Linked DNA regions of Homo sapiens: region 2 is linked to region 1. The links are chromatin contacts, found by Hi-C or POLR2A ChIA-PET in ENCODE. All regions are on one chromosome and are shown on one strand. The core of a region is the stretch at or near the end of the contact, and the rest is flanking DNA. Distances in the headings are between cores, read along the strand shown.

Region 1 (7,537 bases), core at 463-2,962:
AGAGAATTGTTAAACAAAATTATGGAAGACCATTGTTCTGGACTGAACTCTTGCATTAGACCCCAACAGAACAGACCAAATCAAAACAAAATCACTCATGCTAATACAACATAATCACAGTGAAACTTTAAGGAAGAAGATAGATTCCAAAACAGTACAGTTTTTTTTTCTTCTGAAAACAGGAGATCCCAGCATAATAAAGAGGTCCCCTCTGCTCTAACCCTTACAAAAAATTAACCTAAAGTAAACAATCAGGTTATTTTTCTCTCATTCTGTTTCCATATTCCCACCTTACAAAATCCACTGTACTGCTATTTCCCAGTGGAATTTGAGACCAAATAAGTCCATTTACAATGGTGTGAGAGTGACGTCAATGCCTAAGGTTTCAGTCAACCTCTCAATCTTAAGAGGTTGACCCAAAGGGAGGAATTGTTTACATAAAGCTACCTCCTTACATATCTTAAGTTTGGCCTAGAACTTTATAAACAGACTATAACCTACTCCTGTACCAATTAGAATTTCAGATGCCTGCCAATCACAGGCAGCCAACTGTTCAAACCATGTTCAAATAAGGGAAACTCCCAGCTGTAACTAATTCAGCTGTTTCTGTGACTCATTATTGTCTTCTGTACATCACTTTTCTTGTTCTGTCCATAAATGTTATCCAACAATGTGGCAGCTCCAGAGTCGCTCTGAACCTATTTTGGTTCTCAGGGAGGCCCAATTCTCAAATCATTCTTTGCTCAATCAAACTCTGTTAAATTTAATTTGCCTAAAGTCTTTTAAATAATATCCAGCCAGGTGGGGTGGCTCACGCCTGTAATCCCAGAACTTTGGGAGGCTGAGGTGGGTGGATCACTTGAGGCCAGGAGTTCAAGACCAGCCTGGGCAACATGGCAAAACTCCATCTCTACAAAAAATACAAAAAATTAGCCAGATTTGATGGCTAATTTGGTGTCTGTAGTCCCAGCTACTTGGGAGGCTGAGGCATAAGAATCGCTTAAACCCAGGAGGTGGAGGTTACAGTGAGCCAAGATCGCACCACTGCACTCCAGCCTGGGCAACAGAGTGAGACTCTGTCTCAACAACAAAAAAATAAAGTCTTTAAAATAATACCTATAAAAATATTAACATTTTAAAAGCATTGCCATATCCAGACAATATTTTATATTTCATCTAATACCCACAACATACAGGGAATATTTATTATCACCTACATTTTTTCCAAAGCAGAAATAACCCACAGGGGTTAGGTAATTTGTTCAAGGTCATATCTGAGGAAGAATAGGAATTCAAATCTAAGTATTTTATTTGAGGTGCTTCCTACATCACCATAGCTTGATAATTGACTTAAATGGAATTCTGTTTTTATTATATAGTGTGATCTGTGTAACTCATAAAACTTGTTCAACTTCTTCAATTATATATTCTTTTTCAATTGTATTTTTATAACTCTTTTCTGTATAAAAGCAAAACCCATCTTAATTCACATCACCACCAGTTTAACCTTCATTAGTCCCAAGAGTGAAGTTGTAACCTACTATGGATAAGGCAAAATCAAAGACATAAAAATAAACAAAACATAAAACATGATTCACAAAGAATATTACAATCTAGTAGAGGCAATAAAGTGTTGCTGTGGCAGTTAAGGGCCTCCATGTTGTAAAGAAAGAGATATGCTCAGGTTAGCCTAGTTCAAGGAGAGCAAACTCAAATAGCAGACAGATTACAAAAAAACACAATGGGCTGGAGGGCGAACGCAGTAGTTGATAGCCCTTCCCAGGAAGGAGCCAACACAGGAGTCCAGACAATTGTTGCCATATTAAAACGTGGCCCTCGTGTTGCCAGTTTTACAAATTTTCAAAACATGCCAGAAATCTGGATTTTTATTTGAAATTTCATGATTGTTAAATACTGCCAATTGATTTAAAATGTAAGGTAAGAAGTAAAGAAATAAACTTTCTCAACTACCACACAACTAGGTCTCAAAACTACCGGAATGCTGTTCAGAATATGCAGCAGCTCTAGAGATATGAGGCACAACTGTATCAGCAGTGACCACCTGTCTTTTCCCCAACAGTGGTATCTAGTGTGGTACTAAAGGGTGATGGTAAAAATATTTAGCCATTAGTACATCTAATAAAAATAACCAACACTTATATTGTGCCTATTATGTGCTAGATCTCTTCTAAATGCTTTGTCTTAATTTATTTAGTCTGAAAAATATCCCATGTGATAAATACATTACCATCCTATTTCAGAGATGAGAAAAATTGAGTCAAAGAAAGACTAATCAACTAACCCAAGCTCACAAGTCTCATAAGTGACAAAGCTCAGATTTGAACCCAGCCAGTTGGCTCCAGAGCACCAAGTACTTGGCACACTCTTAATGAACACTGTCACCAGGATATCCTCCCAACCATTGCTGGGGTGCTAGGAAGCTGTAGCAAGGTCCTGGAGGGCCTGTAGGGCCAGGTACTAGTTCTTTAACTCTTTAATTGATGGGCTGTGGACAGGTCCAAGAGCCCCAGGGAAATACTAGGACAGGTAGAAAAGTTTGGGTAGAGTGGACCATTAAGAGGCTCTTGTTAGCCACTGTTTACCAATCAGTTTAGAAATATTTGACCATTTATCAAGTACTCAGTGGTGCAGCTCTCCCTGGTGGCACCATTATGTTGGAAAAGCAATGCCTGATGCATGGTAAGTACTAAACAGAGGTCAGCCACAAATATTGCCTGGGCACTATGCATTACTGAGGATTTCTGGTGGAAAGATAACTCATTCTAGATTACCTCACAGGCCCTGGCCAGCCTAGAGGTGACTTTCATTGGGTCAGGCACTATTCCCTTATCTAAGAAGCTCCAGATTCTAAACACAATAAAATAGGGGAACCTCTCAGAATCATGAAGGCATATCAAGCAGTCCGAGGATTCTTAGAGTGGGGCAGTGTGATCCAAATAGCCTGGCTTGGACTCTACAGTAATGCTGTTACTACACAGGCAGAGTATTTCAGTCTTCAGATAGGCTAACCTTAAACAGAAGAGGGCGCATTTCAGCTGAAGATAGGGAGTGAGGTAAACCAGGCTGGAAGAATCATGAGCGTAAGTACAGATATGCAGTTTCATTTTGATTGCATGGCATAAATATATACATTTAATTCATGCTTAATTTGGACAATCCCAAATTTCTGCTACAACAGGTTGATTTTCATTCTTTTGATATTTTCACCAGAGCAGCTTTTCACAATTCAAAAATGTTTCCACTATCGTTTCGTCAGATGGCTTTTTGTCTCATACATGGGAATGGCCATAAAAAATGTTTCCTCTTACATTCAAGTTCATTACAAGACATTTTCATAATTCATGTTTTTCTCACCATGGTGATTCTTTTGAAATGGTGTTTATATGGTTTAATATAAGTTTATCATTTTGCATTTCAACTCAGTGACTTGATCAAATTAACTAAAAAACGCTTAACCTAAAGGAATACTGCCAAGCATTAAATGTAGACCCTAATTTGACCTAATAAATTTCTTTCCAATATAATAATGAGTTATTTAGGTTCTAAATATCAATGATTTTATTGATTTAGTTTTAATTTTCTCTAACAGTTACCTTTTTAATGTCAATACAAAAAAAAAAAACTTTTTTTGACCCCTATATAATAGTTATAGTCCGAGGTGTAGGCATTAATGCATTTACCAAACATCTGATTTTGTTAATGAGAGAGGTGCATGAAAACGCAAACAAGCAAATCAAAATTTCATCAAGTTTTAACCTCTGTTAGAAATAGTGGAAAAAGGGATCGATAATTATCAAACTTAAAAGAATATGTCAAAGAGGAAAGAATGTGCCTTCAGTTACCTTTAAGTGTGTTCTTCAAAGAAAAAAGAAAGAAAATGTGCTTAAAATATTTACAGAAGTGTTATTTCAAAGACTACATCACAAACTTGTATTAATTACTTTAAAAATATCCGTACCTATTAACCTTGTATTCCTACTCCTAGCAACTTGGTTTAAGAAAATAATCCAAGATACGTCATGTATGTTCAGTGCCACCTTCATTATAATAGTAAAAATGTGAAAGTAGCATACGAGAAAGTAGAAAGAGTTAAATACACGTGGCAATTCTTTTCAAGTGATTTACCATTTAAAAATAAGCGCTTCTGGCCGGGCGCGGTGGCTCACGTCTGTAATCCCAGCACTTTGGAGGCCGAGGCAGGTAGATCACCTGAGGTCAGGAGTTTGAGACCAGCCTGGCCAACATGGTGAAACCCCGCCTCTAGTAAAAATACAAAAATTAGCCGGGTGTGGTAGCGGGTGCCTGTAATCCCAGCTACTCCAGAGGCTGAAGCAGGAGAATTGCTTGAATTTGGGAGGCAGAGGTTGCAGTGAGCCGAGATCTCGTCATTGCACTCCAGCCTGGGCAACAGAGCAAGACTCTATCTCAAAAAGAAAAAAATAAAGCTCTTCCATTTTCCATCTTTTGTCACCTGGATTGACACAATTTTTTTCAATATCTTCTTTTTTGAAGTGTCTTTTTAAAACTGCCCATTTTTATAAGATTGTCTAGTGGGGTTTTTTTGGCGTTTTCCTTTAATTTTTTAAACTGACAGATAAAATTGTATGTATGTATACCACAAAATGTTTTAAAGTATGTATACATTATGGAATGGTTACATCTAGCTAATTAAATATGCATTATTTCACATACTTATCACTTGGTGATGAGAACACTTAACATCTGCTTTCTTAGAATTTTCAAGAAGGTATATTATTAGCTATAGCCACAATGCTGTGTATTAGATGTCTTGAATTTATTATTCCTATTTAACTGTAATTTTGTATTCTTTGACCAACTCCACAATTTCTAGCCATTCTCTGTGCATCCAATGTTACCCTTCTTCTATTCATCCTTCATACTACTGCCATGTTATTTTTCTATAACACAATTTTGGTTTTGTTATTTCTTTGCTGAAAATACCTCCACAATTCTCCCTTCACCTTCAGGGAAAACTCAAATTGGTATTCTCTAAGGCTCTGCATAATCCAGGCTCTCAACAATCTCTCCAGCCTTCACAGCTGGGAATTTTCACATACAAACCCTATCTCCATCTGTACAAAACTAGTTTTATCATTTCTTGGGGTCACACTGTTTCCTTCTTTCCTAGGCTCCTGTTGATTATCTAGCCTGTCCTGATAAGACAGTTACCTACTTTTCTGGCCACAACCAAAAATTAACCTGCAGGGTGGTTTGATGTAGCCATCCATTACAAAATGATTAATGTTCTTATTTGGGGACAGAAGGGCTACAAAAGGTGACCTAGATCTCCTTTCCTTTTAAAATGTTTATTAATTTTAATTGACAAGTAAAAATTATATATATTTATGGTATACAATATAATCTTTTGATATATGTATACATTGTGGAATGGCTAAATTAAGCTATTAGGATATATATTATCTCCCATTTTTTGTGGTGAAAACACTGAAAATCTATTCTCTCAGCAATTTTTATATATACAATATGAAGGTATGTCAAAAAGTTCATGGAAATGGAATTAAAAGATAAAAATATAAAATATAAACTTTATTTCTCAACATAAGCTCTATCAAGGTTAATATACTTTTGTAAGCAATCATAGCAGCCATTTAGTGCATCCCTTTAAAAATGAGGGTCCTGGAAGATAAACATATGAATGCGGTCTTTTTTACATTATTAACTAAAGAAAAATGAATCCCCTTTACAGATTTTTGTAAGATTAGGAAACAAAAGGAAGACAGAAGGAGCCAAATCAGTGCTGTAAACTGGATGCTTATGATCTCCCATCAAAATGCTCACAAAATTACCCTTGTTCGATGCAAGGCATGAGCAGGAGCATCATCGTGGTGAAGTAGAACTCTCTAGTGAAGGTTTCCTGGGCATTTTTCTGCTAAAGTGTTGGCTAACTTTCTCAAAACACTTTCCTAATAAGTAGGTCTCATTCTTTGGCCCTCTAGAGAGTCAACAAGCAAAATGCCTTGAGCATCTCAAAAAACACAATTGCCATGACGTTTGCTCTTGACTGGTCCACTTTTGCTTTGACTGGACCACTTCTACCTCTTGCTAGCCATTGCTGTAATTGTGCAGTATCTTCAGGATCATACTGGTAAAGCCATGTTTATCTCCTGTTACAATTCTTTGAAGAAATTCTTCAGAATCTTGATCATACCGGTTTAAAATTTCCACTGAAAGCTCTTCTCTTATCTCCAATTGATCTGGGTACAATGGTTTTGGCACACATCAAGTAGAAACTTTGCTGTACTTTAAGTTTTCAGTCAGAATTGTGTAAACTTAACTAACTGAGATGTCTATGGTGTTGGCTATTGTTTCTGCTGTTAATCGCCAGCCGTCTTCAATCAAGGCATGAACAATTAGGGCAAATTGATGTGGATGATCTGCCACTTCAGCCTTCATCTTCAACATTGTTTAATCTCTTCTCAAAAAGAGTCACCCATTTCAAACTGCTGATTTATTTGGAGCATTGTCCCCACAAACTTTTTATAAAGCATCAAGGATTTCACCATTCTTCCACCCCAGCTTCACCATAAATTTGATGTTCATTCTTGCTTTGATTTTAGCAGAATTCATGCTGCTCTGATACATGCTGTATTCAAACTGATGTCCTATGCTTAATGCCTCAAACTATATCCTGTTCAGACATGTCATAACAAATTAGCATGAATTTACTTTGGTTCAAAATATTTTAAAATCCACGCACAGTTTTTATAATACACATTTTCCATGAACTTTTTGAGGTCCTCTTATATATTATTATTAACTGTAGTCACCATGTGGTACAGCAGATCTCTTGAAACTACTCTTCTTTCTAAATAAAATTTTTTATTCTTTGACCAACATCTCCCCAATCCCTTCACCACCCACCCTCTGTTAACCACATTCTACTCTCTGCTTCTCTGAGTTCAACCTTTTTACACATCACATATAAGTGAGATCATGAAGTATGTGTCTTTCTGTGTCTGGCTTATTTCACTTAACATAATGTCCTCTAGGTCCATTCATGTTTTAACAAATGACAGAAAATTTTATTTGGCACTTAAGGGATCATAATGCCTGGGCTAAGCTAATTATTGCCTGTTTAAGGCTTCCTTCCTTTCAAAGGCTGAATACTATCCCATTGTGTATATATATCACTTTTTCTTTATCCATTCATCTATTGCCAGATGCTTAGGTCAATTCTATATCTTAGCTATTGTGAATAATGCTGTAATAAACATGGGAGTGTAGATATCTCTTCAACATACTGATTCCACACCCTTTGGATATATATCCAGTAGTGGATTGCTGAATCATATATAGTAGCTCTATTTTTAATGGATGATTGATGTTCTTAAGTCTCCAATGAAAGTAGAATCCTTATTAAACTTTCTGTCCCTTCAAATAACTCATAGTTATGTTGTCTTCATTATAATTGGTAAATTATATAGTATCCCTTTGGAGATCTCACCTAATGCTTCATTAAATAACTTTCAGTATC
Region 2 (7,326 bases), core at 651-3,150, 270 kb after region 1:
AGTTCTACAAGAAAATTGGCTAACACATATTTGGCTCTGTTAATCATTTGCTGAGTTTATATCTTGTCCCACCAAATGTATTTTTTGAAATGCCATTACATGAAAAAGTTTCACTATTCCAATTATCTGTGTTTACCAACTTGTGGAGTAAGAGTGGCTGACTGAATATGTGCTTTTTAACTACACTATTATATACATTGGCCAAGCTTTTTATATTAACCCTACCCATGAAGTATCACCAATATTTCCCCCAGTGTGAAATTGACATTTGTCAAAAGCCTTTTGCCATATAAAAGTTTTTAGTTCTTATATATGAAATCTGTCCCTTTTTTTCGACATGAGTTCCCCAGCCTGCTTAGCTTTGCCCCTACCACCCAAGATTTTTAAGCTTTCTATATTTTCTTAGAATTTAAGATTTTAAAGTCTTTACTTTTTTAAATCATTTATTTGTAAAGGGACATATTTCTCAAGTGTGCTAGTTTTCCTTGATTTTAATGGATTAAAATGTGTCGTAGGTGAGCCATTTTCTTCCAAATGACGAAGAGTTTTTGTTCCTTTGAAAGTCTGGCCCAGGATTTTGTTTGTTTTTGTTTTTTTAAAGTTCTTATTTTACTTACAGAGTTAAGAAAGTTGAATAACTATACAACCAGTCTCTAAATAGAAGTTCTAATAAATCCTAAGATGTTGCAGGGCACTGAAAGAGGACAAAATTTGATCCCTAAAGCCCTCTCCAATCTCATACTCGGTGAAAATAACAAACAAAAGGCTTCAGTGTTAGTGGAAAACTGAGTTCTTAAAAAGCAGGTAAAGGTCCTGTTTGGTCCTTCTCCAGAGCTGAGGAGAAAGGGTTTTCAGATTATAAATAACAGAGGTGCCCTTGTATGGCACAGAATTGCGATAAGACTTTACTTCTTAGGGGCTTAAATAATGAAGTCAGTAAAAGAGGACTGAAAACGAACATAAAGAAGAGCTTTAGCTTTGACGCAAAGAATTACATCAGTGCTTGACAAAACCGAGGATTCTTAATTTCTAAAAACGCTTTCTTTAAGCACTTCCTAACCTTTCATTATCTGAGACAACATATCAAGTGAGCAGCAGTACAAAGGATGCATGTGATTTCGAAATGCCACAATTGAGCCAACTGCAGTTGCACGCGTACGTAGTATAGAGAGGTGTGATCAAAAAAAGAATATAGGGAGCATAGGGCTTCGTCTGCATCAAAAGATACTCTCCCCATCTTCTATAGCCTTAAGTTTTGCGAAGGTAAGTTTCTCCCCGCTTGAAAGCGCCCCCAGGGACAAGAATTCATCTTGACCAAGCCTAAGGCCGTGGCATGCAAGGTGTTGAGTCACCGGGTACAGCGGTCTTGCGACATAAATATTATTTGATGACGAAGGTACTCGGGGCCCAGGTGCCAAGGTAAACCACTGGCAAAGATGACCGTGGTTAAGGCAGTAGAAAGCAGGCTCGACACTGAGACGCGGTTCCAGCCCTAGAAGGATTGCATTTTACGATTCAGGCAAACTTCGAGTCTCCTCATGTGACATGTGTGCACTCCTGGACCGTTTTAATTATGAGAAACGTGGTTTGCAGCATGATTCCTTCCAGTCGATAAATCGGAATCTCTCTCGCTCCCACCCCTTCTTAACTTCAGGCTTCCTGCATCCCGGAGCACTCCCGGCAGCCCCTTCCCTCCCCCGCCCCGGGGATGCTCCGACTCGGCGCTTAGCCATTCATCAACCGGTTCACACCGGCGGCGGCCGCCGCGGAGTGACGTCCGGAGGGGGCGGGCCTCCGCCCCCGCCTGTCGGCTCCTGGCCCGCGGTTCCAGGCCGCGATTGGTGGCTGGAGGGTTGCACGTCGCGCCGGCTATAAAGGGGAGGGCTTGTGACGCAAGGGCGCCTCGGCGCGTGTATTGGCTCCTTCGGCTGCGGGCCGGCTCGGCTACGCGCTCTGCTCCGAGCCGCTCACTGCATGGTAGAGTCTGGTGCCCCCGCCGCCGCCTGCATCGCCGCCACCGCCGCTCCGCCACGACCACCGCCGCCTCCTGCCCTGCAGCCACCGCCACCGCCTGTGTCGCCGCCGCCTCGGGACCGGCTGTATGATTAGGCCACAATCTTCAATGAGTAAACATATTCCTGTGAGTAGCCGTCGCATCGTCGCCTCTCGGGCTGGGAATCCACGACCGGCCCCCCATCCCCGCTGTCGCCTTTGTTCGGAGCCCGGCGTCTCCTCCAGGTTGCCCCGGGTTGCGGTTCCGGTGGGTCCCGGGTGGGAGCGGGCGGGTTATGGCCCTGTGGCCGGCCGATTGCGGCCGGCTGTGCGGAGGCAGATGCCGGGCCCCTCGGGGCTGCGGGGTGGCGGTTGGCCGCCGGAGGCACCGGCTTTTGAGTCCCTCCCGAGCCCGGAGCGACGGGGGCGGCGCGGTCCGGCTTCTGCGGCGGCCGGGGGCAGTTTCGGCTTCCGCAGCGGGCCGGGTGGGTGGCACAAAAGCCGCTTTGTGACCGCCGCCTCCGCCCTTGGCCCTTTGGTCTGGCGCGACCCGTCCGGGCATGGCAGGCTCCGCGGCGTCCCGGGGCCTCTTTGTTCGGCCGGAGGAGAGTGGCTGCACTGGGAGCGGGAGACGTGGCCCGGGGTGGGGCGAGGGCTGCGCGTGTCACTGCGGAGCCGGATACGGGGAGGGCGCGGCGGTGGCGGGTTCGCCTCCAGATCCGGGCGGGCGTGGGGTAGGCCGGACAGCCAGGCACGGGTGGTAACGATCTGGTTCCAGAGCTTCTCGGAGCTCCGGGGTGGGCGCGGGACAGCCACTGGGTGCAGCTACACTCTTGTGCTCGACGGCCGGGACCCGAGCCTCAGACAAAATGGCCTCGGCGCCCGCGCCTGACTGAAGGCGCGGCGCGAACCCGTGATTGCGGCGCGGAGAGGGGGCGCAGCGGGCGTGCTCGGGCGCACACAGCCGCGTGCGCGGGGCGGCGGCCCTCTGGGGCATTCCGCGAGCTGCACCCCTGCCCGGGCCAGAGTGGGGTTCTGCTAGGTGAGAACTTCGGCCGTCCGCCCCGCCCTCCTCCCAGGCTCCACCTGGTAATTCGAGCTGTTCCGGATTTATCGCCCCACCTCGGGCTCGTGATAATGGGAACAAGTCTAGTCTTGTCCTTTCTCTGGGCCAGTCGTCGAGAAATGGCCTGGTTCGGAGCGTCTTGGAAACTGACAGGGCTACTGTTAGTTACACTGACGCGAAGGACTTCCCGTCCGGGCACCAGCATACATTTCCCCTGCCAATTTTGGAAGGGCCCTGGATGGCGCCTTTTAATCGGGGACTGTTTAGAACTATCCCTGAGCTCTGTGGTGTAATATGTTGTTGCCTCCTGTTGGTTTGTGGCAGCAGTAGCCAACCAGAGACGGAATTCTGAGGGTTTTTTATCTTCTGTCCGCGGAGCCCCCTACCAGTCCACGAGTATTAAGTTATTTACACTACGATTGGAACTGTTGACCTGCCCGACATCTAGATCCTGAGGCAGTGCTTCCTGTTACTCAGTCAGTTGAAAACTAGAAAACTAAATCATTCCCAAGAGTGAGCAGCATTTTACACATGCTTTCTTAGGTGCCCTAAGACCTAAATAGATGTGGAACAGACTATACAACGAATTGTTTGTGACAAAGGAGTTACACACATTAATTGGCTTGACTCTGCAGTATAATAATGATTTAAGCTTCTGCACAGAGATTACTCTTTCCTCCTCTCCCTTCTTGTATATGATTGTGATTATAATGCAACTGATAGGTGGGAGGGAAAAAATCCCCATTATGGATAGTTTTTCCTGTGGGTAGGAGATTGGGAATGGAGGAGTGTCTTGGGCGGAACAGAAATCTATCGGTGGCCACCACTGCTTTAACAGACGAGTCCCCCCATCCACTAGGTGGCTCCACTCAGTAAAAATAACCATTTCAGGAAGGGAATTCTTAATATAGTTCTTTCTCTGCTTCCTGATGAAAGTGCTTACTTACATGAAGGGATATGGCCAGACTAGGTTGTAGCCGACAGGAGTTTTAGCTATTAAATATGGAAATAGTGGTGTGAAATACTGCCTCAAATTAGCTTTTAATTGAAAAAAAGGTAATACCTAGAAATTAGAATACTGTGATGAGTCATTATAAAGCTTTTAAAGATCATTGTATGTCATTGGGAAAGTGTCAGAATACACTTTTTATTCTACGGAGGTTGTATTTAGAATTTGGGGTGAAAGTATAATGAAATTATTTTCAGATTACTACAATCTGTATTCACTGTAACTGTGATGGCTTTGTAATTTAGACACTTAATTTTTTAACCCAGCTGACCAACTAGGTGAAGTAACCTCTGAGGGCTTGTTTGAACAAACTTGTGATAATGAAAGTTACCTTTTTTATGGGACCTTTTGATAAATGATTGTTAATGCTAGTTGTATGTTTTACCAGAAAAGTAGACTGGGTTTTTGACTTGATGTTTTCTGCAGTAATCATCATAAGAATTATTCTTCAAAATTTAGCAAAGTTCTAGAAACTATAACTAGCATGGGACTATTTAAAGGTGTAAAATGGAAATGGGAGCAGATCGTTTGAATTTTAATTTTAAGACTTCAAATGCTTAAATTTAAGCATGGAAACTAATGGAACCTTTTGTTAAAACACTTTGGTAATGAGAGTACACATGAAGTGCTTGAGGCAGTGACTATGAATTACTGCTCTTGTTAACCTGTTATTAATACTTTCCTTAGTGCCCTCTTTACTCCCGAGTACACAAGTACCTTATAAACTATTTGGAAGAAGACTGATTATTAACATCAGTGTCTTCCATGTACATATTTTAAAAATATGCTGTGACTATTGGTTTAATGTTTGATATTGGCATAAAAATGGTTTAGTTCTTAAGGGGGAACTTAGAGAAAATATAAATACATTCATATTTGTTTATATTTATTGGTTACAGTAGTTACCTTGCTTTTGAGACCTGCCACTTCCACCTTCAACATCCCTTTGTCCGCCTTCTCTGAGTTGGATTTCAGTTTTGAGTTGTATATGTGAAATTTTGGTTTTAAAATACAAAAGAACATTATTAAAATTATGAATATTTTCTTTACAGTTATAAATGAGAGTTGTTTCCTTTTTAGATTCATAAGCATACATTCTTATGATATTTCACATAACAAGTTGATTTTCAGAGACTCATTTTCCTCGTCTTCAGTTTAATGGGAATGATAACAGATTGTTAAGGATAAAGTGAGATTCTAAATATAGGACTTAAATCAGTCTAAGAAAAGGATATAAAAGCATAAAGTTGGAAAAGAACTTAGATGTTTCAGTTTATGAGTTAAGTAAATTATGCAAGACTAATAACTTCAGAGTTATCTGGAGTTTGTATTAATGTGTAAAAATGTTTTTGTTAGTTGGAAAAATCAACATAAAGTGTATGTAATTACAATGTAAAGAAAACAACTATCGAAAGGGATAATTATTAGAATCATATAATTATATATTATATATAGATAGTATATATACAGAGAATATAACTAGATAGAATATATATGAATATATATATGAATTTCACAAAAATGTAACAATGGGTTTGGTTTTTTTTTCTGAGGAATCTTGGTAATAGATCATGGATTTCAGTTTAATCTATCTGACTGCTTGTTTTATGCTGATTGATTTAATCTGTACTCACCCCTTGAGTTTTGCAATTCAAGTAAAAGTCGATGAAGCGGCTCAGGCCCTGCTTTAGAAAAATAGTTGTGTACTTAAATAGTGTAAAACCCTAATGTATTTCTTTTGAATTGGAAAATAACTTATTCTCTCTTTCTGTCTTTTTCTTTTAAACAGCAATTCTGTGGTGTTCTTGGTCACACATTTATGGAGTTTCTGAAGGGCAGTGGAGATTACTGCCAGGCACAGCACGACCTCTATGCAGACAAGTGAACTGTAGAAACTGATTACTGCTCCACCAAGAAGCCCCCATAAGAGTGGTTATCCTGGACACAGAAGTGTTGAATTGAAATCCACAGAGCATTTTACAAGAGTTCTGACCTGGATGGGGTAAACCTCAGTGCACTTCTTTTCTGTTGGCCTCAGTATTACTGGATTGAAGAATTGCTGCTTCTTGTTAGGAGGTTCATTTCACTTATCATTACTTACAACTTCATACTCAAAGCACTGAGAATTTCAAGTGGAGTATATTGAAGTAGACTTCAGTTTCTTTGCATCATTTCTGTATTCAATTTTTTTAATTATTTCATAACCCTATTGAGTGTTTTTTAACTAAATTAACATGGCTCGAATGAACCGCCCAGCTCCTGTGGAAGTCACATACAAGAACATGAGATTTCTTATTACACACAATCCAACCAATGCGACCTTAAACAAATTTATAGAGGTAAGATTTGATATGTTTTAGTAGCTTAAATTGATTGCAATATAATAGTGGGACTTATAGCTAACAAAATAAAAACTACTTTGGAAAAAATGAGATGATATACCTACAATTCCAGTTCCCAGAAATAAATGTCAATGTCTTCTATAGGTTAGAGGTATATTTGTACATTTTGAGAAGGGCATGTGCTTGAGTTAATAGTTATTGTACCTGAGTTTGCTTGAATTGGTATGTGGACAGTAAAACAGTATAGCTCTTACTTATCTTGTAAGAAATTTACATGGGAAAGGTTGCCATTTATGGATTTTTTATATATCTGCTTAACCTAATGACTAATGCCATAAACCAGTTGGTTTTTCTTGAACCCCATCTGATGCTTAGAATCCAATTTTCAACTACAAATTCTGTTCCTTCCTAATGGTAGCTATGTAGCCAAAACTCTACCTGCCTCTTTTTACTAGGAGAAAGGAATTGAATGCTGAATAATATATCGGGATGTGCACATGTTTTATTTTATAAATACCTACAGTTGTTAAGAAATAGCAAATAGGCCTCTCAGAACATAATGGAAATACTTTTTTTTCCTTTTTTTGAGATGGAGTCTCGTTCTGTCACCCAGGCTGGAGTGCAGTGGCATGATCTCAGCCCACTGCAACCTCTGCCTCCCGGGTTCAAGCAATTCTCCTGCCTCAGCCTCCCAAGTAGCTGAGACTACAGGCGTACGCCACCTTGCCCAGCTAATTTTTGTATTTTTAGATGTAGTTTCACCATATTGGCCAGGCTGGTCTCGAACTCCTGACCTCAGGTGAGCCACCACGCCTGGCTGGGAAATACTTTAATGGTACTTTAATTTTTATTACTATATATTATATATACACTAATATATACTATATAGTGTATATAATAGTATATTATATTAGTAA

Evidence for each region. Hi-C counts contacts between places; a loop is a spot of excess contacts on that map. ChIA-PET counts read pairs that join two places held with the same protein, here RNA polymerase II (POLR2A). Pooled maps may share reads with other maps.
Region 2: a loop to region 1 is called in a map of MCF 10A, with 7 times the contacts of the local background. The contact joins the promoter of PTP4A1 here to the enhancer-like site in region 1. A Hi-C loop is called at or near these places in 7 of 168 maps with a recorded cell type or tissue (A673, Caco-2, GM12878 and 4 more), 3 of 37 single-sample maps with no recorded cell type and 11 of 50 pooled maps. POLR2A ChIA-PET finds 5 or more read pairs at or near these places in 4 of 52 experiments (H1, HepG2, MCF 10A and 1 more).

The regions. Positions count from the first base shown.
Region 1 is chr6:63,304,984-63,312,520 of GRCh38, forward strand. All of the region lies in intron 1 of LGSN (lengsin, lens protein with glutamine synthetase domain), which reads right to left. Among named protein-coding and RNA genes, the nearest start is that of LGSN, 11 kb to the right of the region's middle. Within about 2 kb of position 1,713, at least 2 of the 41 ENCODE cell types and tissues checked have a DNase peak (open chromatin) inside an H3K27ac peak, as active enhancers do.
Region 2 is chr6:63,570,580-63,577,905 of GRCh38, forward strand. PTP4A1 (protein tyrosine phosphatase 4A1) reads left to right here and starts at 1,901. Exons shown (of 6, transcript NM_003463.5): 1 at 1,901-2,140; 2 at 5,857-6,406. The coding sequence starts at 6,302. It overlaps LOC124901228 (translation initiation factor IF-2-like), which reads right to left and starts at 2,989. Exons shown (of 2, transcript XM_047419610.1): 1 at 2,953-2,989; 2 at 1-2,851. The coding sequence starts at 2,989. The coding sequence ends at 2,106. It overlaps LOC128125822, which reads left to right and starts at 1,901. Exons shown (of 2, transcript NM_001415059.2): 1 at 1,901-2,140; 2 at 5,857-7,326. The coding sequence starts at 2,102. The coding sequence ends at 5,952. It also overlaps a transcript of LGSN not described here. RefSeq lists enhancers at 887-1,624, 1,625-2,360, 1,685-1,979, 2,361-3,096, 3,033-3,402 and 1 more and silencers at 1,643-2,062, 2,363-2,492.